Linked DNA regions of Homo sapiens: region 2 is linked to region 1. Evidence: read pairs that join two places in POLR2A ChIA-PET (ENCODE). Cell type or tissue: Panc1. All regions are shown on one strand. Each heading gives the region's core, and the rest is flanking DNA. Links, peaks and the distances in the headings are about the cores only.

The links. Peaks named below come from ENCODE experiments on the same cell type or tissue, not always from the same donor. Only the 100,000 strongest peaks of a DNase experiment are listed, where the experiment ranks them.
Region 2: POLR2A ChIA-PET joins it to region 1 with 7 read pairs; 4 of 35 experiments call an interaction of 5 or more read pairs at or near these places.

What each region holds. Positions count from the first base shown.
Region 1 is chr7:105,873,036-105,885,616 of GRCh38, reverse strand. It overlaps ATXN7L1 (ataxin 7 like 1), which reads left to right and starts at 9,018. Exons shown (of 12, transcript NM_020725.2): 1 at 9,018-9,239; 2 at 9,737-9,805. The coding sequence starts at 9,059. RefSeq lists silencers at 682-865, 8,766-8,975. In Panc1, for the core only: no CTCF peak of the experiment used is centred there; no DNase peak of the experiment used is centred there; H3K4me3 peaks cover 1,616 bases; H3K27ac peaks cover 368 bases.
Region 2 is chr7:105,963,048-105,975,628 of GRCh38, reverse strand. It overlaps CDHR3 (cadherin related family member 3), which reads right to left and starts at 12,365. Exons shown (of 19, transcript NM_152750.5): 1 at 12,265-12,365; 2 at 583-785. The coding sequence starts at 12,310. RefSeq lists a silencer at 12,032-12,326 and an enhancer at 11,909-12,581. In Panc1, for the core only: no CTCF peak of the experiment used is centred there; no DNase peak of the experiment used is centred there.

The DNA.
Region 1 (12,581 bases), core at 5,070-7,569:
CACTTGGTACTTGGCTGCCTGCCAGGTTCCCAGCATTGCCATCTTCTCTTGAATAATGGTGCTGTTACCACACAGGGCTGGCATGAAGCTGGATACTTGCAGCCTTCCTGTTGTGGCTCCTACAGCAGTATCAACTCATAATTTAGTTTCCCATAGCACAGCTATCGAAGGCTAGGTCATTTAATAAAAACTTGGGTAAAATAAAAGAAATGACAACACAGAAAACCTTACAACTGGGTACTGGATTTGAAGGATTCCAGAGTCACACCTTGGTCATTCCAGACAGGTCCTCTTTCCAGACGCTGCCTGGCCCAGCTCCCAGCCCACAGGGTCCACCTGCTTCTCTCCCACCACCCAGGGAGACCTTCAGTCCCTTCCCCTCTGGGAAGCCCAGGGGTTCCATGCCCTGTCTCAGGTCTGCTGTCTCCCTCTCCTCCAGCCTTCACTTTCCATGGCTCTACTTTCTCCCTTCTGGCCTGACGGACAGCTGGGAGCGTCCACATCATTCAAGAAAATTCCCAACCACCACCCACAGAGGTTGGCCTTTTTAGAAACTTAGAAGACAATATCTCTCAATAATTCAGTTCCCCAAGTCTGAGATATTTGTCTTGGAAAATCATCTCAGGGGAAGCTTCACCAAGAGCCGAGGTGGCTGTAGTCGCTGGGCCCATCTTTACAGCATCCTGTGGGCATGAGGTGAGGCTCTGTTTCCTATGATCTTCTAGACATGGCAAATGTTGAACAATGTCATGTATAACACACTTCCCAGGAATTAAAAAAAATAATTTTTTGGCCGGGCGCGGTGGCTCACGCCTGTAATCCCAGCACTTTGGGAGGCCGAGGCGGGTGGATCATGAGGTCAGGAGATCGAGACCATCCTGGCTAACAAGGTGAAACCCCGTCTCTACTAAAAATACAAAAAATTAGCCGGGCGCGGTGGCGGGCGCCTGTAGTCCCAGCTACTCGGGAGGCTGAGGCAGGAGAATGGCGTGAACCCGGGAAGCGGAGCTTGCAGTGAGCTGAGATTGCGCCACTGCAGTCCGCAGTCCGGCCTGGGCGACAGAGTGAGACTCCGTCTCAAAAAAAAAAAAATAAAAATAATAATAATAATAATAATTTTTTAGAGATAGAATTTACTAAATCTATAATGAAAAAGATTTTTTGTAGACCACAAAGCATATTATTTAAAGAAGAGTAATTAATTGGTGCAGGAAAAGAAACAGTTCAAACAATGAACAGAAAAAGAGCTCAGAAACAGACCCAGGTGTTTGGAAAATAAGCATAAGAAAGATCTCTACAGAAAGGATAAACTATTCAATATATGGTTCTCAGGATAAATGGTAACTGTTTGGAAAAAGATTGAAAATTAACTTTTTACCTCACATCATTAACCAAAAGATCCAAGATCTGAATAAAAAACCAAACACCTATAAAGCATAAAGAGAAAATATAAGAAACTATTTTATGACCTTGAGGAAGTGAAGGTCTTCTTAAGCAAGACACAGAAAACAAAAGGCCTCAAGGAAAAGCCTGAAATGTCGACTATTTCCAAAGGGGAGAAAAAGCGTGTGTGGAAAAGATGCCATAAACAAGGTCAAAAGAAGAAAAGCAACAAGGTGGAAAATTACATTGTTTCCAAATAGAGAAAAGATCCAAATCGAGAATACATAGAGAATTCCTACAAATCAATAAGCAGCTCTAAATAATACCAATGACAAATCATCAAAGGATACTAACAGCAATTTACAGAGTACAAATACAATGAACATGAGAGGAAAATGCTCAAAAACACACCACAAATGAGGGAAATACAAATCAAATTTTTTTTACTCATAACATTTGCAAAATTTAAAAGGTTTGAAAATGTGGAGCATTAATTAAGGAAATGGGCACATCTCTGTACTGCTAGTGGAAGTATAAATTACTCAGCTACTTCAGAAGACAATCTGGCAGAACTATTAAAATTAAAAATGCACATACCCAGCAATTCTATTTCTGGGTAGTAATACTTCCTCACGTGCCCAGGAAACATACATAAAAATAAAGACGTTGACTACCTATTTTTCATAAAAACTAGAAACCTAAATGTCTATCAACTTAACAGATAAATATTTGGGAGGCCAAGGTGGGTGGATCATTTGAGGTCAGGAGTTCAAGGCCAGCCTGGCCAACATAGTGAAACCCCACTTCTGGTAAAAATACAAAAATTAGCCGGGCATGGTGGCAGATGCCTGTAATCCCAACTACTTGGGAGGCTGAAGCAGGAGAATCACTTGAACTCGGGAGGTGGAGGTTGCAGTGAGCCGAGACTGCGCCACTGCACTCCAGCCTGGGCAACAGAGCAAGACTCTGTCTCGAAAAATAAATAAATAAATAAATAAGAATAAAAATAACAGATAAATAGACCCTGGAACATTTTATGGAATACCATGAAGCAGTTTAAAAGAATGAGGTATTTCCACACATAATAACATTTAACAGCACGTGTGAAAGAAGAAAATTACAGAAAAATGTCCGTGAAGTGATACTATTCACATTAAAAAGAAAAAAAAAAAAGACAACGCACACAGCAATATCATCTACACCCATAATGACAGACATATACCGTAGGTAAATGTGTAGAAAATGGTATGAAAAATGCCTTTAGACCTGGGGGTACAGGAGTGACCACATTTGAAGGGGATATTTCTCCCTTATCTCTATTGTTTTACTATCTCATGAGGAGAACATGTTTATTCATGATGTATTAGTTTGTTTTCACACTGCTGATAAAGACATGCCCAAAACTGGGAACAAAAAGAGGCTTAGGCCGGGCATGGCGGCTCATGCCTGTAATTCCAGCACTTTGGGAGGCCAAGGTGGGTGGATCACCTGAGGTCAGGAGTTCAAGATCAGCCAGGCCAACGTGGTGAAACCCCATCTCTATTAAAAATACAAAAATTATCCAGGCGTGGTGGTGGATGCCTGTAATACCAGCTACTTGGGAGGCTGAGGCAGGAGAATCACTTGAACCTGCAAGGCGGAGGTTGCAGTGAGCCAAGATTGTGCCATTGCACTCCAGCTTGGGTGACAGAGCAAGACTCTGTCTCCAAAAAAAAAAAAAAAAAACCGGTTTAATTGGACTTACAGTTCCACATGGTTGGGGAGGTCTCAGAATCATAGTGGGAGGCAAAAGACACTTCTTACATGGCAGCGGCAAGAGAAAAATGAGGAAGAAGCAAAAGCGGAAACCCCTGATAAACCCATCAGATCTCGTGAGACTTATTTACTATCACGAGAACAGCATGGGAAAGACCAGCCCCCATGATCCAGTTAGCTCCCCCTGGGTCCCTCCCACAACACATGGGAATTCTGGGAGATACAATTCAAGTTGAGATTTGGGTGGGGACACAGCCAAACTATATCACATGATTTTCAAAATTCACTGTCAAGTTTCTTTTATGGAAGAAACAAATTTTTCAAAGAAAACAATAACAAGCAGAAATCACACTCTACTTAGTTTTAAGACAACTATTTACCTCATCATGCAAAGGCAGTTTTGTCTGCAACCAAACTGGATTTTGCAGTCCCTCTGCATAGCAAACGGTCTTTTAGGACCTTTCCTGAATAAAGGTATATTTATATATTACCATGATGTATATGTCAAGAGGAGGTTTTGGGCAGAGGTTTCAGACAGAGGCCTCCACATAACTGATGCAGGCCAGCAGCTCCGTGTAAAAGAGAGAAGTGCTTTAAGTTTCCTTTCTAAGCAGAAGGATGTCTGTCAGAAGCAACCAGAGGAGCTACTCCTAGGTCAGTGTCAGCCTGTCTCTGACTGGCAGCTGCTGTCTAAACGATGCACTGAAACTGAAGTAATCATCACAGTGAACATTGAACCACTGTCCACTGTGTGCCAGGCCCTATGCCTGGGGCTCAGTATCCAGAATCTCACTTAATCCTCACAACAATCCCAAGAGAAGAGCTTTACTACCCATTTCAGAGATGAGGAGCCTGAGGTTCAGAAGGATCAAGGCAGGTTCTCAAGCAAATGACTAAAGGGCAATTCTAATTCATACCTGCCCATCTCAAGCCTATGCTCTGGCCTCCACCCTGTACTGCCTCCTGCACCATAGTAAATGGTAGGTTTGGAGATATGGATGGGCTTTGCTCAAATCAATATGTGTACATTAATGTTAAATTTCTTTATATGTAGGTTAAGGGCCAAAAGTGATTTCTACAAGAATCCTAAAGAGAAGCTATCATCTCTCCTGTCTCGTCCTTGCAAAGGATAGTGGTCAGGAATGGGGCTGGATCTGCCACATTCTGGGGAACAGAGATGACCTCAACCTTCAGCACCAGAGCAGTTCCAGGGAGCACCAACTGGCCAAAGTCACAGGTGAATCAGTCAAGAGTTTTAAGACAGCTTTCCCTTGAGATAACACACTCCCGTGCTGGCTGTTCTGACCCAGTCAGAATGCAAATGTTTGTGTAGTTATATTTATTAATAGAGTCCACGGTTAGCCAGGCCTGGCACATGGCTAGGGCTCTGTATTGAAACCAATAAGTAAAAGCCTGGAATTTCTATTTTCGTTCCCACTCCTGTTGCTACTGGGGGCCTTTTATCCAGTCCTGTTTTTAATCCAGCAGCCTGCAAGGGGCAGGAAAGAGGCAGGTAAAGTTGTCTAGCAAGGCAGAGTAGAAGGCACACCTGCCCTCCAGATGCCGAGAGCTTTTATAAAAGGTAACAATGTAGGTAACAAATTTCCCCCAAATTATAATTCTCAGGGAGAAAGGGTTAGGGAAATAAATTTAGAGAGAAGAGTGGCAGATGGGACAGATGGATTCAATTAAGGCAAAGAACATCAAATAATTCCAGGGATGCCTCATTCTAATGGAACATGTCATTTTCTCCTCATTGCCTCCAGGTAACTCCCAACAGTCTAGGTAGGAAGTAGGGTGCTCACACCGTGCCTCAACCACGGCAGGAGTTTAATATCCTCAAATGAGAGAGCTAACATTCCCTCTTCTCTTCTTTTCAGTAATGTGGTGAAACAGCACATGAATCAGACTAAGTGAATGCAGGATACATAATAGATGCACATTTCTACAGAACCAGGTGTTATTCAAGTTAAATAGGTATTTTCCATTGTCATTAAAACAGAACAGATTTCTTTATTTGGTCTATGGGAGACTCTCCCTTTTAATTAAACCAACCACACTGTCATTTTCCTAAGAAAGATAATAAAACAATAAAAATATTTACATCCTTTTTTCTTCCTAAACATTAATCATGAGGGGAAGAGGGTGTTTTGCCTTTGCTAGATAGTTTTATCACATAGACATTATACTAATATGCTTTAAATTACTGTTTTACAGGTCACTTTATCCTTATTAAGGATGTATTAGATTCTTGTTGCCTCTAACAGCATTTGTAATTATTTACTACCAAAAGGAATTCAATTCTGTAATAAATCGATCACCATATATAGTTGATATATGAGTATTGATATGTATATAATACATACACAGCATGTAAACCTGAACACTACTTCCAACTGACCTCAATTTTCATCCAAAGTCAAGTGTAAATGTCTAGTAGTTTGATGAGCGATGCTTTCTTTATTCTCTGCCTCTCAGTTATGCAATTTGATTGACAGTCATGTTATCCAACACAGTCATAGATGGGTTATAGTTTCAACAAGTCAGTATTATTATGTCTATAGTCAATGGAGAGACTGGAGAAGGCTTAGAGTAAAGCAACTCTACAATTATACTCCATAACTAACTGCAACAATGTAGACATACTCTGTTATCAATTAAATGTGGCAATGCCTGTGAAGTCTTCTTTTGTAGAGATGCTAAATCACTTTTAGATTCTAGCCCACAATTTACCGTACTGTGGAGTAAAATCATCCCAAATAGAAGGAAATAATATTTGGGCTGTCAGACTCTCTTCAAGGTCCTGTGTAGTAACCTCCACTTGACAGACTCTGCTGGGAAAGTAAGCTCATGTTAAAATATGGAACCACTGATTTGCTTCACTATAACTGAGGTGTCCTGACTTCTGATGATAAGCCACCTTTGATTTTTTTGAGTGGTTTACAGTAGCTCCCAGAAGAGGAGACAGCATTCTGGAAGCTCAAGTCACTGACTCCCAGCAAGTGGCCCACTCACATGGCTACTAGCAGGATTAAGCTCCTCACTGGCTGTTGTATTGAGGGCCTCAGTTCCCCACTGGCTGATGACCAGAGGCCTCCCTCAGTTACCTGCCACACAGTCCTCTCCATAAGGCAGCTTACAACATGGAAGTGGGCTTCCCTTAGAGCAAGACAGGGCATGCAAGAGAGAGTGAGAGCAACAGAAGTGACAGCAGTTTTGTACCCTAACCTCAGAAATGACATCCCACCACTTTTGCTATATTCTCTTTGTTATCAGCAAGTGACTAAGTCTAGCCCACACTAAAGAAAAGAGGATTACACAAGGGCATGAACACCAGGAGGTACAGACCTTTGGGGCCACATTAGCTGCTGCCTACACCTTCCTTGCATGCACAACAACACAGGAATAAACATCAAAATAGATAATAAATAGAGGGAAAATAGGGAAGCAGAAGGGAAAGGGAAAGTGTTCCAGCATCTAATTACTCATGCCTCAGAGCTCTCGCATTCTCTCTCCCCACCTCTAAATCTAGCCCAACAGCACACCCTCTGATCAGGTGCTCTCTTCACAGTCTCACACCTGTCTCCTCTTCTCTACCTGCATAGCACCACCAAAGTTCAGGCTTTCATCTCTTCACACCATGAATATTGCAGCACTACTTTTCTAACCAGGCTCCGTACTCCAATCTTTCTAACTCACACTTTTAACTTATCTTTATGGTACAGAAAGCCCTTCAGTAGCTCCCCATTGTCAAACAAAATCCAGACTCTTTAGGCTGCCGTTTGGTGCCTTCCATAATTTGATCCAGGCCTGGGTATCAAAATGCATCACCCCCAAGCCCCCAGTAACAATTCTCCATCCCAGGCAAACCATGCTCAACACCCAAACACACCATGTTTATACTCAGCTTGAAGCCTCTGCTAATACCATTATTCCCCCTCCCTCCGCAAGACCAGTCTTCACCTTACCATTACAAATCTTTGGCAATTTCCAAGATGCAGAGCAGAGCCCATCTTCTGTTACGCAGTTTCTGTTCACTCCTAACTAGATTTCGGTTCCTCTATGAACTGGCACAGCTGAGAGACCACCCCACCCACTGCACAGGCCAGTCCCTGTGTACCTGCCTGTTTTCCCAAGGAATCGGTAAGTTTCACAACTTCCTTCTTCCAGAGACCACCAGACTGCATCTCTGTGAGGGTGAGGATGGGTCTCACTCATCTTTCCCTCCTGACAGGAGGGCACAGCTGTTCCATGACAGGCAATATTGGTTGACTTAAGATGGACAGATGGAAGGAAGGAAGGAAGGAAGGAAATGTCAAGCCCAGGGTCTAGCATATAACAAGAGGTCAACAAGTAATACATATTTGTTAACACCACCAATTCTTACAATGGGAATTCTTCACCCAGCGACACCTTAGCTATGTAGGAGCCCTTCGAAAGAGAGCAAAGGCAAATGCAGTTTATCTGAGTCTGACACAAACAAGCCGACTCACACAAACATCACAACTAAAGGCAAATCCGCAGCTCCTCCTTCATCGCCCATCCTAACACTGGCTTAGCGATACAGGGTGCCAAGCTCAGGGAAATTATTAGATGGTTCAGCCAGGGCAGAACTCAGTCAGTACAAAGCAACTTCCAATCAGTGCGCTTCAGCTGTGACAACTTGGGAAACAGCAGTGGTGAGAGCTAAAAGGGTGCTGGCGAAAGAGAAAAAAAAATATGTCGCTTGTGGGGTGAGGGCGGTGTCCATATAGTTTAGATAATTCTAGTAAACAAAAGGATTTGTTAAAAAGAAGTAACAGAAGACTTTTTAAAGCCTTCTTTAAAGGGTGAAAATCTCAACTAAAGCACCCAACGTCCAAAATCCAGAGGAAATCTAGCGCTCCCTTTCTAGCTGGCTAGAGCAGTTAAGCCTGAAGTGAATTCTCCCAGGAATCAGATTCCTGGCCAAAGGTTGCCTGCGCAAACCCGGGCCACCCTCGTCTCACGGCAGGGAGCGCTGGAAACGGCTCAGGGGCTAGGCCCGTTAGCGTCGTCTTCCAAGAGCCGTAAATTCGCCCTCCCGCTCTGCTGACCCTGGAGCAAAGTCCATGCAGTGGTTCTCTGAGAGCCGGAGATACGCACCGCGCGGGGAACCCGGGGGTCCGGGGGCCCTAACTTTTGAGTTTTGCACGCCCCGCAGCCTGAGATGGGAAGGTAGCTCGTAGCGCTCCAAACTCACCTGCGTTTCAGAACGACATCTACCCACTGGTTTCAGCTCCTAGAGCAACAACTGCAGAATCTCCATGGTCCAAAGTCCTCCAGGAAAGAGAAGAAAGGGGTGACGGGGGTGAGGGCTGGGAGGCGAGGTCACCAGGGTCCCTTCCCTGGCTCGGGTGGGGGTGGGGGGCGCAACCCCTCACGGCTCCTCCCCACCAAGCCGTCGGGACCCCAGCGGGGGCGCCTCGCGTTGGGCGACAGGGACGCGGGGAGAGAGCGACAAGCTGGAAGCAAGGGCTGCCTGCAAAACTTTCGGTCCTCCAGCGGCAACTCTGCGGGAAAGACCACCCTTCCTTCGGCCCCGCGTCGGGCCTATCCCCGTGTGCCCCGACCCCTGCGCCCCAGGCTTGGGCGGCGCCGCTGCATCCCGGCTGCCGGGCGCGCTGCAGCCTTCGCTCTCCCGCACGCGGCGCTCGCCCGTCCGCGCTGCCCCTCCCCGGCAGGCGGGCGGCCCCGGCGGGCGGGCGGGCGCGGACTGCAGGTGCCTCTCTGCTGCCCCTGGCGGCCGCGGGCGCGCGAGCCCCACCGAGCCGGCTCCGGGAGCCCGAGCGCCCGCCCCTCCTCCGCTCCCTCTCCCCTCCTCCTCCGCCGCCCTCCTCCCATCCCGCCCTTCCTCCCTCCCTCCCCCTTTCAGAACACTCAATGTCGGAACGTTCCGAAGATGACGTCGGAGCGTTCTCGAATCCCGTGTCTCTCGGCTGCTGCTGCCGAAGGAACAGGGAAAAAGCAACAAGAAGGAAGAGCAATGGCGACACTGGATCGCAAAGTGCCCAGTCCGGAGGCGTTTCTGGGCAAACCCTGGTCCTCCTGGATCGACGCCGCCAAATTACACTGCTCCGACAGTAAGAACCCCACCACCTCCTCCTCCTTTTATTATCCTGTAACCTTTCCATTCACCTAGAGCCACTGGGAAAAAGTGTGTGTGTGAGAGAGAGAGTGGCCCCCGGTGTCCTCCATGCTTCTCCCTCTCTCTCTAAATAAATACACACAGAGACAGATCATCAATGCACAGGGAGAGGCCCGGCTGCCAGGGCTGTCTGTCTGTCTGTGCCCGGCTCCCCGTGGCAGCCCGCGGGGTGGGCTCGCAGCCCCACGGTGTTGTCCGTTTAAAAGGCTACTTTGTTGCTGCTTGCATAGTTTTTTGGGTACCTATCTGGGCCAGGTAGATGGAAACCCAGACTTGGGAGAAAATGTTGCATTGTCAATTTTTGAAAGAATTTCATATACAGTATTTATATCGATCTGTTTGCAAATAAACACTCTCCCTCCCCCCTTGACTTTGGCTTTTTTCCCCCCTTTTTTCCTTATTTTCTGTTTTCCTTTTCTTTTTCATCTGCAGATGTAGATTTAGAAGAGGCTGGAAAAGAGGGTGGAAAAAGCAGGGAGGTTATGAGGCTTAATAAAGAAGGTAAGTGGAGCTACTGGCATTTTAGTGTTAGCATGTGTGGCAGAATCTTCACAGGATTTCGAATATAATGTGAATTGTTCTGCTGGGTACAGAGTGACTAAGGCTTGTCAAAAATTGAGCACGCCCAGGTGACTACTGCTTCATGTTAACTTCTTTCAAAGTATAAATACAACTGGGGGGGGGGTAAAGGGGGGTGAGACTGTTGAAGGCAGAAGTTTACTGCACTTCAGTTGGACTCCACGTTTGAACCTTCTGATGCATATCTGCCATTCTCCTTGGGAGCATCATTGCCAAATGGTGGGGCGTTAAAATTTCTGAAATGAAGAGTGGAGTTCCCTTCACAAGCATCCCAGCCTTTCTCGTGGGTGAATGCACAACAGCTTAATGAACCCCACATGGTCAGTCATTCCAGCAGCTACTTCTCCACTCACCACTGAAAACCATTGTACATGGCAAACCTTTGCAGCAAGTTACATTTGGCCCACTTTGCATTTGGTCACAGATTGTTATGTGGCAAGCAGGGTTAGGAGCATCTGTATGTGCAGCCCCTCAGCAGTCATCATCTCTCTTTTCCCAGCATGGAAATACGGTACCTGAAATGGGACACACTGAGTAGATAGGTCATCCCAGACCAAGATATGCAAGAGAAGCCACAACCTGCTGCAATTGGGCATCAAACACATATGGTCGTCATAAATAAATCATATCCTGTTCTCATTTGCAAGCCTGCCGTATGTAACTCTGGCCTATGGGCTTCAAATGGAGCAACTCCGGGGGCCACTTGCTGCTAAGCAAATAGGTGGATTCATTTGAATTGTGATTCACTAACTGATGTCTTATAAACATAATTGGCTGAAATTGGGGGTGGGAAGATGGCACAAGGGGACAGAAGAGGTTGGTGGTATTGAAAGAGTTCAGACATAAGTAGGCCATAGGTGCATTGGTCATCCCAAATGAATGGAGAAAAGGCCATTAGATGCCAAAGAATGGTCCCCCTCATAAAAAGGGATGTCACCCTGGAAGGCAGCTGAAGCCTGCGTGGAAAGATGGAACTCATTTTATGAATCAACACTTCAGATGGTTGGTTTTCTGTGCCCAATCATTTCCTGACCATCCACTGAGAGGAAATTTTGTGCTTCAGAAAAAATAACATGAAGGTTAAAATGCGTACATATTCAAGGACAGTTCCCTAGCATAATGTTTCTGCTAATTAAGCACTTTGGGAACAAAACATTATTCTAAAGATGTTTGCTTCTAAATATCTTAGTGTGATCTTGACAGGTGTCTTCAGGATGCACGAGGGATTGATGTCAAGTGGACTTCTTACAAGTGGCAGCTTATTTGTGTTAAATGTTCATGTGTGTTGGCAGTGGGAAGCATCACTAGAGATTATTTTTCTTCACACACAAACTCTTGAGATCTCTAAGTGCTTGCAAGACCCAGTTATCAGGCTACTGGCAACGTGTCCATAAAAGATGATGAGGCTGTGGAAATCTTTAAATTAAAGTTGAGTAAAGGTCATGGTATAGCACAGGATTGTCACCTCTCAGGTCTGGGTGATGCGTTATGACTATCACACACAAAACTCACATCCTTTCCCCCCAGTCCCTGTTTCTATTTCAGAAGACTGTTGTTCTCAGATTCTCTTTGCCTCATGAGAAACAGATTTTTTTTTTTTTTTTTTTTTTGATACGGATTCTCACTCTGTCGCCAGGCTGGAGTACAGTGGTACGATCTTGGCTCACTGCAACCTCCGCCTCCCGGGTTCAAGCGATTCTCCTGCCTCAGCCTCCTGCATAGCTGGAACTACAGGCACGTGCCACCACACCCAGTTAATTTTTGTATTTTTAGTAGAGACGGGGTTTCACCATGTTGGCCAGGATGGTCTTGATCTCTTGACCTCGTGATCTGCCCACTTGGCCTCCCGAAGTGCTGGAATTACAGGCATGAGCCACCGTGCCTGGCTGAGAAACGGATTCTTTTAAGAAAAAATGAAAAGCTCTCCTTTCCTCAGAAGTCACAGGTGGTACATCCCGCTTATTAGGTCCTTTGTCCTATAAAGGTACGAAGATTTAGCTCCTAATTATACATATTTGCATTAAGGACACCCACTGTTCAGTGTAACTTGAAATTGCTAACTTCACCAAAATAGCCATATATGGGCTGAAATCTCTTTGTTCACAGGCCTGGTGGAACAGACTTGGGTGAGCAATTCCTGATGGTCTTTCTGGTATATATGCATGCAGTTTTCTTTATAGATAAAATATCTATATACTGAATACGTATTCCCCCATGGTGAGAAATTGAAGGGTTGAGCTGAGACAGGGTGTTTATTTGGTTACCTGGATCTCCAGTAATGCTTGCCATGGGCCCTCTTTTTGGAGTGATCAACAAAGTCCTGGGACGGATACATGTTTGTGGATGGGTCACTGCAGGACACAAAGTAGCCTGTGTGTGGCTGTGTACCTGTGCTTATGAATGTATGTAGATTGTCCATGACACTGTTGGCTTTAAGCAGGTCTTGAGAAGAAATTCGGCTTTAATGGGAATGAATGAACAAAATACAGTTTAGAAATTCCAACTGGGAATTGAAGGGAAGTGGTTCCGATTTTTGTTGTTGTTGTTGTTTTGTTTTGTTTTGTTTTGTTTTGTTTTTTTGAGACGGAGTCTTGCTCTGCCGCCCAGGCTGGAGTGCAGTGGCGCAATCTCAGCTCACTGCAAGCTCCGCCTCCCGGGTTCACACCCTTCTCCTGCCTCAACCTCCCAAGTAGCTGGG
Region 2 (12,581 bases), core at 5,458-7,957, 90 kb before region 1:
AAATGACAAACTAGAAAACAGAGCAGCAGAGGCATGCCTCTTGAATGTCAATGGTTGGCTCTGAATTATCCAAGAGGAAACATTCACATGGTAGGGCTGGACATTTAGACTTATATTTTTGTTAAAGGGTGTATGGCTTTTTAATTAAATAAGTCTCCTCTTAGATTATCTTCTGAAAAAATCAGACTCATAGGAAAGCAGAATCACTAGACACAAGTACATCAGGGCATGGCTTTTAGGGAGATCAATATCCAAACTACTCCACCGAAAGAATTTAGATACTGTAGGCACACCAAACACCTGATGTCATGTGAGGGATGGAGGCCATAAGAAGCAGCTCTCTATTTGCAACACATTGAGCATAATGCTTATGTAAACTGTATGGAGTGGGGAAGGTCCAAAGGCTACACGAGCATCTTAGCACAGAAGGCCCTGGGATGCCTCAGACAGGACTCCTGGACCTTACAAGAGGGAAGATTAAACCAGATGGAGGAATTAATCACTGATCTGGCATCCCATCCACCCTCATTTTCAGGATCACCTCTTTGCAGGCAACACTCATGTTGGTAAGTTGTTACTTACCTCAAAGTAGGTGCCTGACAGCCAATTCACCCTAAAAGCTTCAGTGAGGGGATTTGAGTTGACTATCTGGGGAAATCCTGGGATCACAGGTGACAATGATGCTGATAACTTCACAGAAAACTTGTGCACTGAAGTCCCAGGTGGAGAATTCTCTGCCACATTGCCTGTAGCAGGTAAGAGGATTAGGTGTAGTGCTTCTCCCCCTGTGGAGTAAAAAGGGTGCAGGATGACATGAACACAAAGCCTTTTGCTGGGAACAGGGACTTAACAGCTTGGTTTGTGGCTTCAATTCGTAGCTCAGGGTGACGATGAGAGCTGGTCACTCCCCGAGAACAAACGCTCTTGCCAAGTGCTGGCAATGTATATGTGAGATCTTCTGGGAGCCAAGAAAACAACCACCACCAAACAACCAAGAAATCTGCTTCTGTCACTCAGTAAATAAAGCTGCTGCTTTTCTCTTGTCTCCCTGCTTCCCTTCTCTTTTCTCCCAGCCTTTGGGAAGAGCAGGGAAAGAGAACTGTGACACCTTAGGAGACAGACATCCGCCTAAAGAAACTTGCCTCATAATGTCATCTTCTCTCTTGCCAGGGCCCTGTAGCTTACAAGAGTTTGTTTTCCTTCTCTGCGTCAGCAATCTAGAGGTCATCTGAGAATTGAGTGTGCATGACTGGAGAACACCAAAATCATGGTAAATCTCTCCAAGTCCATTAGTAATCTCAAGGACAATTTTTGGTTATTATTGGACTCTGTAGGCATCATGCAGAGGGCCAAGCAGTACCTCTTGGTTGGTAGATTAACAACCATTCCACAGAGGAGGAAACAAGAGGCTCAGGGATGGCATGTGAATTGCCTTGGGCTGCCTTACAGGCAGGGAATTTTACAATTTAATAGAAAGCACATTTCTTCCAGGAAAGCCTTGGGACCATTCTAAGGTGCACAACACTACAAGACTTTGCCAGTGCAGAGAAAAGGAACAAGCTGTATTCTCTCAGCCTTCCATAATGATAATTACTGTTGTGGGTTGAACAGTGTCCCCAAAAGATTCATGTCCACCCAGAACTGCAGAATGACCTTATTTGTTTTTGTTTTTTTGAGACAGTCTTACTCTGTCACCCAGGCTGGTGAGATCTTGGCTCACTGCAACCTCTGCCTCCTGGGTTCAAGCGATTCTCATGCCTCAGCCTCCCAAGCAGCTGTGATTACAGGTGTGCTCCACCATGCCTGGCTAATTTTTGTATTTTTAGTAGAGACGAGGTTTCACCATGTTGGCCAGGTTGGTCTTGAACTCCTGGCCTCAAGTGATCCACCTGCCTCAGCCTCCCAAAATACTGGGATTACAGGCGTGAGCCACCATGCCCAGCCAAGAATGATCTTATTTGGAAATAGAGTCTTCATGGGTGTAATTAGTTGAGAGGCAGTCATATTGCATGAGGGTGGGTCCTAAATCCAGTGGTCAGTGTCCTCATAAGAAGACAGGACACGCACAGAGGGGAAAAGGCCATGATATAATGGAGGCAGAGACGAGTGATGCAGCTACAAGCCCGGGAATGGAAAGCAAACGCAGAAGCTAGGAGGTAGGCATGGAGCAGATATTCCCTCAGAGCCCCCAGCAGGAACCAACACTGCCAACACCTTGATTGCAGACTTTTGGTCTTCTGAGCTGTGACAGAATAAATTTCTGTTGTGTGATAGTTTGTTACAGCAGCCCTAGGAAACGAATACAATGATCATTTATCCAATGTTACAAATAAGTGCAAAATGTAAAATCCTGTATTTCACTTACTCCTCAAACACTCCTCTCAGACAGGTATTAATGTCATTTTACAGATGGGGAAACTGAGCTGAAATCCACACAGCAAATAATAAATAACAGAGCCAAGATTTACACAGGTCCCCCTTCCCAGCCAGCTTCCCAATCTCAGCCACCATCAGACCCTGAGAAGAAAACCCTGAACAAGTAGGAGGCACGGAGTGGGTAGGGACAGTAGAAGGTTCTGTCCCACTGAAAGGTATAAATGTTCTAGGAACAAACAAACCAGGATGTTTTATTTCAGTTGGTGCGGGGTGGGGTGAGTGCAGAGGAGTAAATGGAAAAGAGGAAAAAATTGAAATATAAGCACATTCACTGATACAAGCTTTTAAAATCTAAAGTCATCTTATTTAGTTTAGAGGCTAAAATGCATAATGCATAAGTTATTGTCGCTCGCAGAATTATCAAGTTTTATGGACAAGGACTGTGCAAGGACTCAGAAATATCAAAACAGCTGAAGTTTAGGGTGATGCGAATATGAATAGATTTTTAAAAATCTATTACAATTGACTTTGATATTATAGCATTCTTATGGTAAAAACCAGGAGTGAAAGAGTATGGTTGGAGTATTTAGAGACAAAGCTCTCAAAAACAGTTTTTCAAAATGAGCAAAATACTCTATTGCTTTGATGGGTTGGGTATTTGGGGCATAATTCCCTCCCATTCTCTTTTCTCGCAAATGCATACCTCTCTGAGCTGTTCATGAGAGTGTTCCCTCACTGTTTAGCAAGACAAGGACAGCTGTACAGGAAATGGAAAGTTGGCAATCTGTCTCATGGGATGCCCACATTCTCACCCATATTCTTCCCTTGCCCCCTCCAACCCTCTCCAGTGACTCGTGCCCCTCCAGGCAACAAGCAAAGTTAGAACTTGCTATGTTTTTCTCAATAATAGCCTAGGGTAAGATCGTGCCTAGCCCAAACGAATAGACTAAAATAAGTACCCATTTCATTTATCAAGCACCTGCTCAGCTGGCATCATGCTAGCTCCTTGACTGCCTGATCCCCTTAATCCCAGCACAATCCTCCGACATAGGTATTGCTGTCACCATTGTACACATCTGAGATTATACTGCTGTCACCATTGCACACATCTGAGATTATACTGCTGTCACCATTGCACACATCTGAGATTATACCACTCAGGGAACAGTCATGGAGGGCCCTGGCTCATGGTATCTGGATCTTGTACCTAACAGACTACACATACCTACTACAGACAGTCGGTCACTCCATGCCTGTCACATGACCATGCACATAGGATGCATCATAGTTATTCAGTCACCCTGGGACACTGCAACAACATGGCTGTGGGGGCTGGTAAGAAATTGACCTTTAACCTGGATGTTAGATCTTGATGATGTGATTTGTAAGAGGCTGTTTCTGGAACAACACGAAGAATTGTGCTGGAGTGTGAGCGTGGTGTGAGCTCAGGTAGAAGGGACTTGCTAAGCTCCACTCAGGGCTCTCCACAGCCTCACCCCGAGTGGAGAGATCACTGTGCCTCCCAACCTTAGTGCAGCTCCTTTGGGGAGCTGGGGACTGTAGAGAAGCCATGCTCCCCAAATATTGCCTGCTGATAGCTCCTGGTTTGCTTTGCTAGAAGTATATCCACTGATTTTCTTGAATTGATCATAACTTTGATAATTCCTGGGTCTGAGAGACTAATTCCATGAAAGATCCAGCATTCCAATCCTAGGCATCTGACTCCAAGGACAGCTCCATGATGTCTCCTTAAATCAGAGTGTTTTTTATCGTCCTCCTTGAATGGTCATATTTTGAATGGCAGTGAGAGATATTTTTGAAGAAGTGGATATAGCCAGTGACTCTCAAGCAATTTTTATTGGGAACCGCCTGTCCCATGTATGGTGAAAGCCAGACTGTCCTTGGATATGCCCTTTCTGCCGATATTCTTGCTAGAAATGATCTACATTTTTTCAGGTGGCCTCTCTTCCCAGGGCAAGGCCGTGTGTGCCAGGGTCATGCAAATGAATCCTTAAAACTTTGAGGCAGACCTAGGCAGACCTAGCAGTCCTAGGCAGTCCTTTGAGGCAGACCTAGGCAGTCCTAGGGATACTGATTTTTTTTTTTTTTTTTGAAATGGAGTCTCGCTCTGTCTCCCAGGCTGGAATGCAGTGGCGCGATCTTGGCTCACTGCAAGCTCTGCCTCCCGGGTTCACGCCATTCTCCTGCCTCAGCCTCCTGAGCAGCTGGGACCACAGGCACCTGCCACCATGCCTGGCTATTTTTTTGTATTTTTAGTAGAGACGGAGTTTCACCGTGTTAGCCAGGATGGTCTTGATCTCCTGACCTTGTGATCCACCTGCCTCGGCCTCCCAAAGTGCTGGGGATACTGATTTTTTTAAAAAGATAGCCAAGCTGGGTTCTCCTGACCTTAATTCAAAATCCGGTTTCTCCAGCTCTATTGCTATTTGTAAAAGAAGTAGTAGTAGTAATAATAGCAATAGCAAGGATAATAAGTGACTAGGGTCCATACCCTAAAAATAGAGTAATGAATAAGATACAATATTCACAAAATGTTAAACCCATCTGTTATACAGGTAAGCTTAAGTGATGTATCCAAAGGCACCCATCTGGTCAATGGCAGAGGGAAGATTAGAGGCCAGGTGCCAGCTCTCCCTAAAACACCGCATACTTTCCTTCCATGGCTGGTCTTCCAGGCTTTCTTTGGTGGTCTGAGTGCTAGAGAGCAAGAAGGAGGCTCTAATGGAATTTGACTTACACATGCATCTTAATTAAGAATCAAATTAGAATTGCTTGAAGCACGTACTTTGGAAAAGAAAGAGCATGCAAAAGATTTATTGTCAGCCATGGCGCCCACTGAAACATCTTGCTTGTGGCTAAGATCTGGATGCAGGATGTGCTCACTTGTCTCCCTTGAATCACTGCCTCTCCAGAAATGGACCAATGGGGCTTCCCTGGGAGCCTATGTTGGGATAATTAAGCCTTCCACAGTCTCAGAGAGGAGGAAGTTGGCCACCCTGGACCTTTGACACTGAAAGTGGAGATGCGGGTCAAGAATGTGGGGTGATGCCATCTTCTTCTTGGGGTGTAGCTGCTCTAACTTAGAGCTCTGCTTTCAATACACAGAGCAGGACTCCCTGAGACCATCACTCAATAGCTACCTCTTCATTCTCTCTAGTACCTAATCAAACAGCAGTGAACAAAATCAGTTCTGTGAAAAGAACGAGAGATTTGGAATCAGACCCCTGGCTTCAAGTCTTAGCTTTGCCACTGCTTGACTGTGTGACCTTAGGCTGGTCCCTTGACTTCTCTGGGGGTTCCTGTCAACTCTGTCTCTCAGGGCTATGGTGCTACATTAACAGTAGCCACTAAACAGGGTTCCTTTGCTAAAGAAGACTCATGGGACCCAAGTGACAATGCTTATAAATCTACAGTTTTATTACAGAAAACGGATACAGCATAGCAACAACATGAAAGTAAGGATATGCACTACAGCTGAAGGCTGCCTCAGCAGGAGATCCACAGAGGCCAGGTGCAGGCTAGGCTCTTACTGTTGTCTTTTCTCTATGGGACGGAAGAATGCACTGTCTTGGATCAGGAACAGCCAATGTATGCACAAATATCTTGGAATTATGGAGTCTTTACTGGGATTTTTTTCTATTTTGCTGTAGGCATATTCTTGTTCTATAACTGGCCTCAACGGCAGAACCCACAGAAGGTCCTCGTTGAGACCAGGTGCAAATAATCAATCCCACTGTTATCAATAAACAACGCTTACAAGCTGCTACAAACCATTCAGAAACTCCTAGGACCCACGGTTACAACGAAACACTTTTTTTTTTTTTTTTTTTTTTTGAGACGGAGTCTCGCTGTCGCCCAGGCTGGAGTGCAGTGGCGCAATCTCGGCTCACTGCAGGCTCCGCCCCCTGGGGTTCACGCCATTCTCCTGCCTCAGCCTCCCGAGTAGCTGGGACTACAGGCGCCCGCCACCTCGCCCGGCTAATTTTTTTTTGTATTTTTAGTAGAGACGGGGTTTCACCGTGTTAGCCAGGATGGTCTCGATCTCCTGACCTCGTGATCCGCCCGCCTCGGCCTCCCAAAGTGCTGGGATTACAGGCGTGAGCCACCACGCCCGGCCCACTTTTTTTATTTTTATTTTTATTTTGAGACGGAGTCTCGCTCTGTCCCCCGGGCTGGAGTGCAGTGGCGCGATCTCTGCTCACTGCAAGCTCCGCCTCCCGGGTACATGCCATTCTCCTGCCTCAGCCTCCCTAGTAGCTGGGACTACAGGTGCCCGCCACCACGCCTGGCTAACTTTTTGTATTTTTAGTAGAGACTGGGTTTCACCGTGTTAGCCAGGATGATCTCAATTTCCTGACCTCATGATCTGCCCGTCTCAGCCTCCCAAAGTGCTGGGATTACAGGCGTGAGCCACCGCACCTAGCCAAAGCAACACTATTAATCAGCATGCTTCATGCCTTGACTAGGGGTCAGTGTGGTTCACGAACTTCAGCAGAAAAATTCAGGCTAATATCAGGCCTATGGAAACTTATTCTCACAGCACAGATGCCACATAAGAAAATGCATATGCTCGGCCAGGCACAGTGGCTCAACCTGTAATCCCAGCACTCTGGGAGGCCGAACCAGGTGGATCACCTGAGGTCCGGAGTTTGAGACTAGCCTGGCCGACATGGTGAAACCCCACCTCTATTAAAAATACAAAAATTAGCAGTGTGTGGTGGCAGCTGCCTGTAATCCCAGCTACTTGGGAGGCTGAGGCAGGAGAATCACTTGAACTGGGAGGTGGAGGTTGTAGTGAGCCCAGATCACGCCACTGCACTCCAGCCTGGGCAACAAAGCAAGACTCCATCTCAAAAAAATAAAAAATAAAAAAAAGAAAGAAAGAAAGAAAAGAAAATGCATATGCTCAGTAAACTATAAAGCATTGTCAAATGTTGTTTCAACATATGCAACTTTTTCCTATTTCTTTAATTTCCACAATATATACCTCTTCCTGAATGAGATGTTCACCCACCCCCTTTTTTGGGAGGAACAAGGAACAATCCAGGCCAAGCAAGATTAACAGAAAAGAGCCCTTTATAGGACACAGAAGGAAAGGTGATTCAACTAGTGATTCTGTACATTATATTAGGTCGGTGTAAAAGTAATTGTGGTTTTTCCCTAGAAGAAAACCTAGGCAATACCATTCAGGACATAGGCATGGGCAAGGACTTCATGTCTAAAACACCAAAAGCAATGGCAACATAAGGCAAAATTGTCAAATCGGTTCTAATTAAACTAAAGAGCTTCTGCACAGCAAAAGAAACTACCATCAGAGTCAACAGGCAACCTACAGAATAGGAGAAAAATTTTGCAATCTACCCATCTGACAAAGGGCTAATATCCAGAATCTACAAAGAACTAAAACAAATTTACAAGAAAAAATCAAACAACTCCATCAAAAAGTGGGTGAAGGATATGAACAGACACTTCTCAAAAGAAGACATTTATGCAGCCAACAGACACATGAAAAAATGCTCATTATCACTGGCCATCAGAGAAATGCAAATCAAAACCACAATGAGATACCATCTTACACCAGTTAGAATGGTGATCATTAAAAAGTCAGGAAACAACAGGTGCTGGAGAGGATGCAGAGAAATAGGAACGCTTTTACGCTGTTGGTGGGACTGTAAACTAGTTCAACCATTGTGGAAGTCAGTGTGGCGATTCCTCAAGGATCTAGAACTAGAAATACCATTGGACCCAGCCATCCCATTACTGGGTTATACCCAAAGGATTATAAATCATGCTGCTATAAAGACACATACACATGTATGTTTATTGTGGCACTATTCACAATAGCAAAGACTTGGAACCAACCCAAATGTCCATCAATGATAGACTGGATTAAGAAAATGTGGCACATATACACCATGGAATACTATGCAGCCATAAAAAAGGATGAGTTCATGTCCTTTGCAGGGACATGGATGAAGCTGGAAACCATCATTCTTAGCAAACTATCGCAAGGACAAAAAAACCAAACACTGCACGTTCTCACTCATAAGTGGGAAGTGAACAATGAGAACACTTGGACACAGGAAGGGGAACATCACACACTGGGGCCTGTCATGGGGTGAGGGGAAGGAGGAGGGATAGCATTAGGAGATATACCTAATGTAAATGATGAGTTAATGAGTGCAGCACACCAACATGGCACATGTATACATATGTAACAAACCTGAACATTGTGCACCTGTACCCTAGGACTTAAAGTATAATAATAAAAAAAAAAAAGTAATTGTGGTTTTTACCATTACTTTCAATGGCAAAAACCAAGATTAATTTTGCACCAGCTAGGTCATAACTGGCAAGAAACAGACGTGTTTATCTTAGAGCATCACTATGGGGTGGGCCTGAGAAAGGCTTGTTTCTTTCAAATCTCTTCCAACTACATGGAGGCGAAAGTGGATGGATTCCAGTGACTGCCTGACTGCTTGCACTGGGGGTGAGGTTGCCATGGGCAAGGAAGAGCTGAGAGAAGGGACTGTCTTTTGTTCTTCTGAGGTGACTCTGAACAGGAAAGTGACATGACGGAAAAAGTAGAAACCTCTTGCAACACTCTTTGGGCCTGATACATAGGGTTAATTGGCTGACAGAAAGACTTTCTAGAAATGGATTGCATCTTCCAGCCTTTTCATATGATGAGAGCATTAAGAAGCATTTACATTTTAATTACCAAGGAGAATAAGAAACTCAGTCTTGGGCCTTTGTTTGATTTGCCAACACTGGCTAGCAGAGAACCACGCACAGATGATGGGCTGAAGAAAGCTGTGATTGCCTCTTGCCCAGAGCTTGCGGACAAACTCAGTTGGATGGGTTTGGTACCTTTTCATGTCCATGTGAATCTTCTGGCTCCCAAGGATCCCTTCTTTCATTAAATACCCTGGCATTTTTCATTTCCAGGAGGGTAATACAAAAGCTGGTTCCTTGGATGCTTCTTCAAAACATAGACAGCTTCCATGTGCAGTGGATTTAAAAATACCAAGGGTCCTTCTCTATGTCCTTCATCTTCTGGGACTCACATGTGATCCTTTGGGACTGATGGAGCCAGATGACTGCTTTGTCTCAACTCTTTCCACTGGGGCAGTTGAAAGTTTTGTCTAGTTTATATTCTTGTAGAGCCTCCCTTTGTAAGCTGTTGGTGGAATAGGCACTATAGCTTCACAAAGGGAAACTCATCTTCATAGGAGGTGGAAAGGACAGAAGTGAATTTAAATGTCAATATCAAGCAGGAAGAAGATCTAAAGCTCTACATTTGGGGTGTATCAGTAAATGTGGGGAAAAAACCATACCAGACTCAAAAAGTATAAAAATAAAAACAGCAAATATGTATTGGATATCCTCTATATATGTGGCACACAGGGACAATGAGCAATAAGATATATGAAATCTGTTATTGCAGGGCTGACATTCTAGTTGAGGAGGCAGAAATGGCCATATAACAGATGAATTACAGTATGATAGCTCATGCTACTTTTGGCTGAGCACTGAATCTGCATTAGGTGCTGGACTGAACTCTTTGCAGGCAGTCCATGTGCAGGCAAGAGGAGCTCCAGGGTGCAACAGCAGGAGCACTCCCCAGGAGCTAGGTCAATCCAGGAAGACTCCATGGGGGGGGGTGGGGCTTGAGTTGGGCCTTGAAGGAAGCATAGGAGTTAGAACACATGAAAGGAAAGAGGATACTCTATGTTACTTTATTTATTTACTTATTTTGAGATGGAGTCTCACTCTGTCGCCCAGGCTGGAGTGCAATGGCGCAATCTCAGCTCACTGCAACCTCCGCCTCCTGGGTTCAAGCGATTCTCCTGCCTCAGCCTCCTGAGTAGCTAGGATTATAGGCACCCGTCTTCATGCTCTGCTAATTTTTTACTGTATGTTACTTTATTTGAGATTATTATAGTGATGCCTGCTTCCAACAGCCTGAAGGGGTGCTGATGTGGCTGCCCCGCTAGAAGCCTCTGTAGCCCAGGTGTTGGAGTGTGAGGGTAATGACCAGGTTCTCAGACTCACAAAAGAAACAGTTTGTGTCACAGTAGCCCTTCCAAAAACAAGATTTGACCTAAGGGATTCTATTGTGTGTTTTAAATAAGAAATCTCAAGTATTTCTTGCAAACCTTTGTGATCTATCCCTTTCACACTTCTGATAAAATTCCAAATGATAGTGTTCAGTATAAGAAATTGGGTTCTTCCTAACCTCACTCTTTCCCCAGTGACAATAAAAGTCACCTCGACTCAAATGATTGTGGCCCTAAAAGCCCATATTTCTGGGGGAAATCTGAAATGTTTACTTCAAGTGACAGTCTGAACTGCTCATGGCCCACTTCACATTCACAGGTCATCCTGCCCTCTGCTGAGTTGAAAAGCCCAAGATAGAAGAGGGCTCAATATTAGGAAACCCAGTTATTTATTTATCTTATTAGCAGATCGAAGAGGAAAATTAAATGGTCATTTTCATAGATCTTGAAAAAGCGTTTGATTTAAAAATCCATTTTTATTTAGAAATAAGTACTTGAATATTCTTACATTTAGTTTTATTATATTTTTATTTAGAAATAAATACTGTAATATTCTTATATTAATAAGAATAAAAGCCACCTCCTTAACATATAAAACATTTCTCTCTCACACCAAAAGTTAACATCATGCTTAATGGGAAACAAGACAGGAATTTACACTCTTGTCATTATTTAATAATGGTCAGAATGTCCAGGCCTGGCAGTTAGATAAGAAAAAAATAGGAGCTATAGACATAGGAGAAGAAGAATATAAATGTTCATTTTTTCAAACGTGGAAAATTCATGAGAATCACCTGAAAAACCATGCCAAATAATAAGATAATTTGTTAACAGATTTCCATACATCATACAATAATCAGTTGAAAGATGTAGGGAAGAAGAGATTCCATTTACAAATGTAAAAAAAGAAAAAGTAAAAGAACTAGAAATAACCATAATAAGAATGTACCAAATCTATATGAAGGAAACCTCAAAATACTCCTAAGAAAAACAAATGAAGACTCAAACAAGTATCTAGAACCCTGTTCTTGGATTAGGAAGACTCAAGATCATAAATAATACTCACTAACATTTACTAAGCATTTACTATGTACTCAGACACTCTTCTAAGTATTTTACTACATAACTTGTCAAAGATGTAAATTATCCCTAAATTAATTTGCAAATTTAACATAAATTCAATATATTATGCATATACTACCTATTCAGAAATAAAATTTAATTTTAAAATCTCAATTTCAATAATCCAAGCTGACATTAAAAAGATCATCTAAGATTCTTGATGCCCTTGAATGAGGAAGAGAGAGTAAAATGATCACTAGCTTGAGTCTTTGACCCTTCTATCAGAAGGTGTTTTCTTTGCTCAAGAGGAAGACACCCCCTCAGTAACTCACTTTCCTCAAAGGATCACTTGTCAACCTCAAGTTGCCCTACGAGCCTCCAGAAAAGGGCCAGAATCTCCACAAAGACTCACTTGACATACTCACAAAGCTCTGCTATGAACACTATTTTCCCAACCTTAAATCTCAGGAGGACTACCAAATGCAGGCCAGTTAACCCAAGAGGGAAAGTGAAGTCTACACCAACATAGATTAGATTAGGCTCTTTAAGCATCTCTCTTTTCCAGGGCTCCTACCTGGTCCCCCAGGGCTCCCTGGAGCGGCATCACCTCATTCATTACTGCAGCTAAGCCCTCAATTGAACAAGCCTCCCAGGGGCAATTTCCTTTCTGGGGGACATTGTCATTCAATGGTATTATGCAGACCAAGTAGGCAAGCAAGGTTCCAAAGCAAAATTGAGTTCCTACCTGACATGGCACCCAGGAGAGCCAGGAGAATGATTGCTTCCTGCATACTTGATGGTCACAACTGTGCGTGCTTCCAGCACATTAGCCACAGCCTGAATCCCGTCTCACACCCAAAGTTTATTCCAGAAGCCACTCAGCTTCCCCTCCTGGTTTTGTTGCCATGCAAGAAATCAAACAGAGGCTTTGGCGGTAGCCAAGGGAGACTCCAAACACCACAGGACTGTTTGTTCTTTGATTACCTGCTTCTGTGACTGCATAGCACCCAAGAGACCAACCAGCCAGTCCTGGTCAGCTCAGAGTTTACCTTAAAAGTCCAC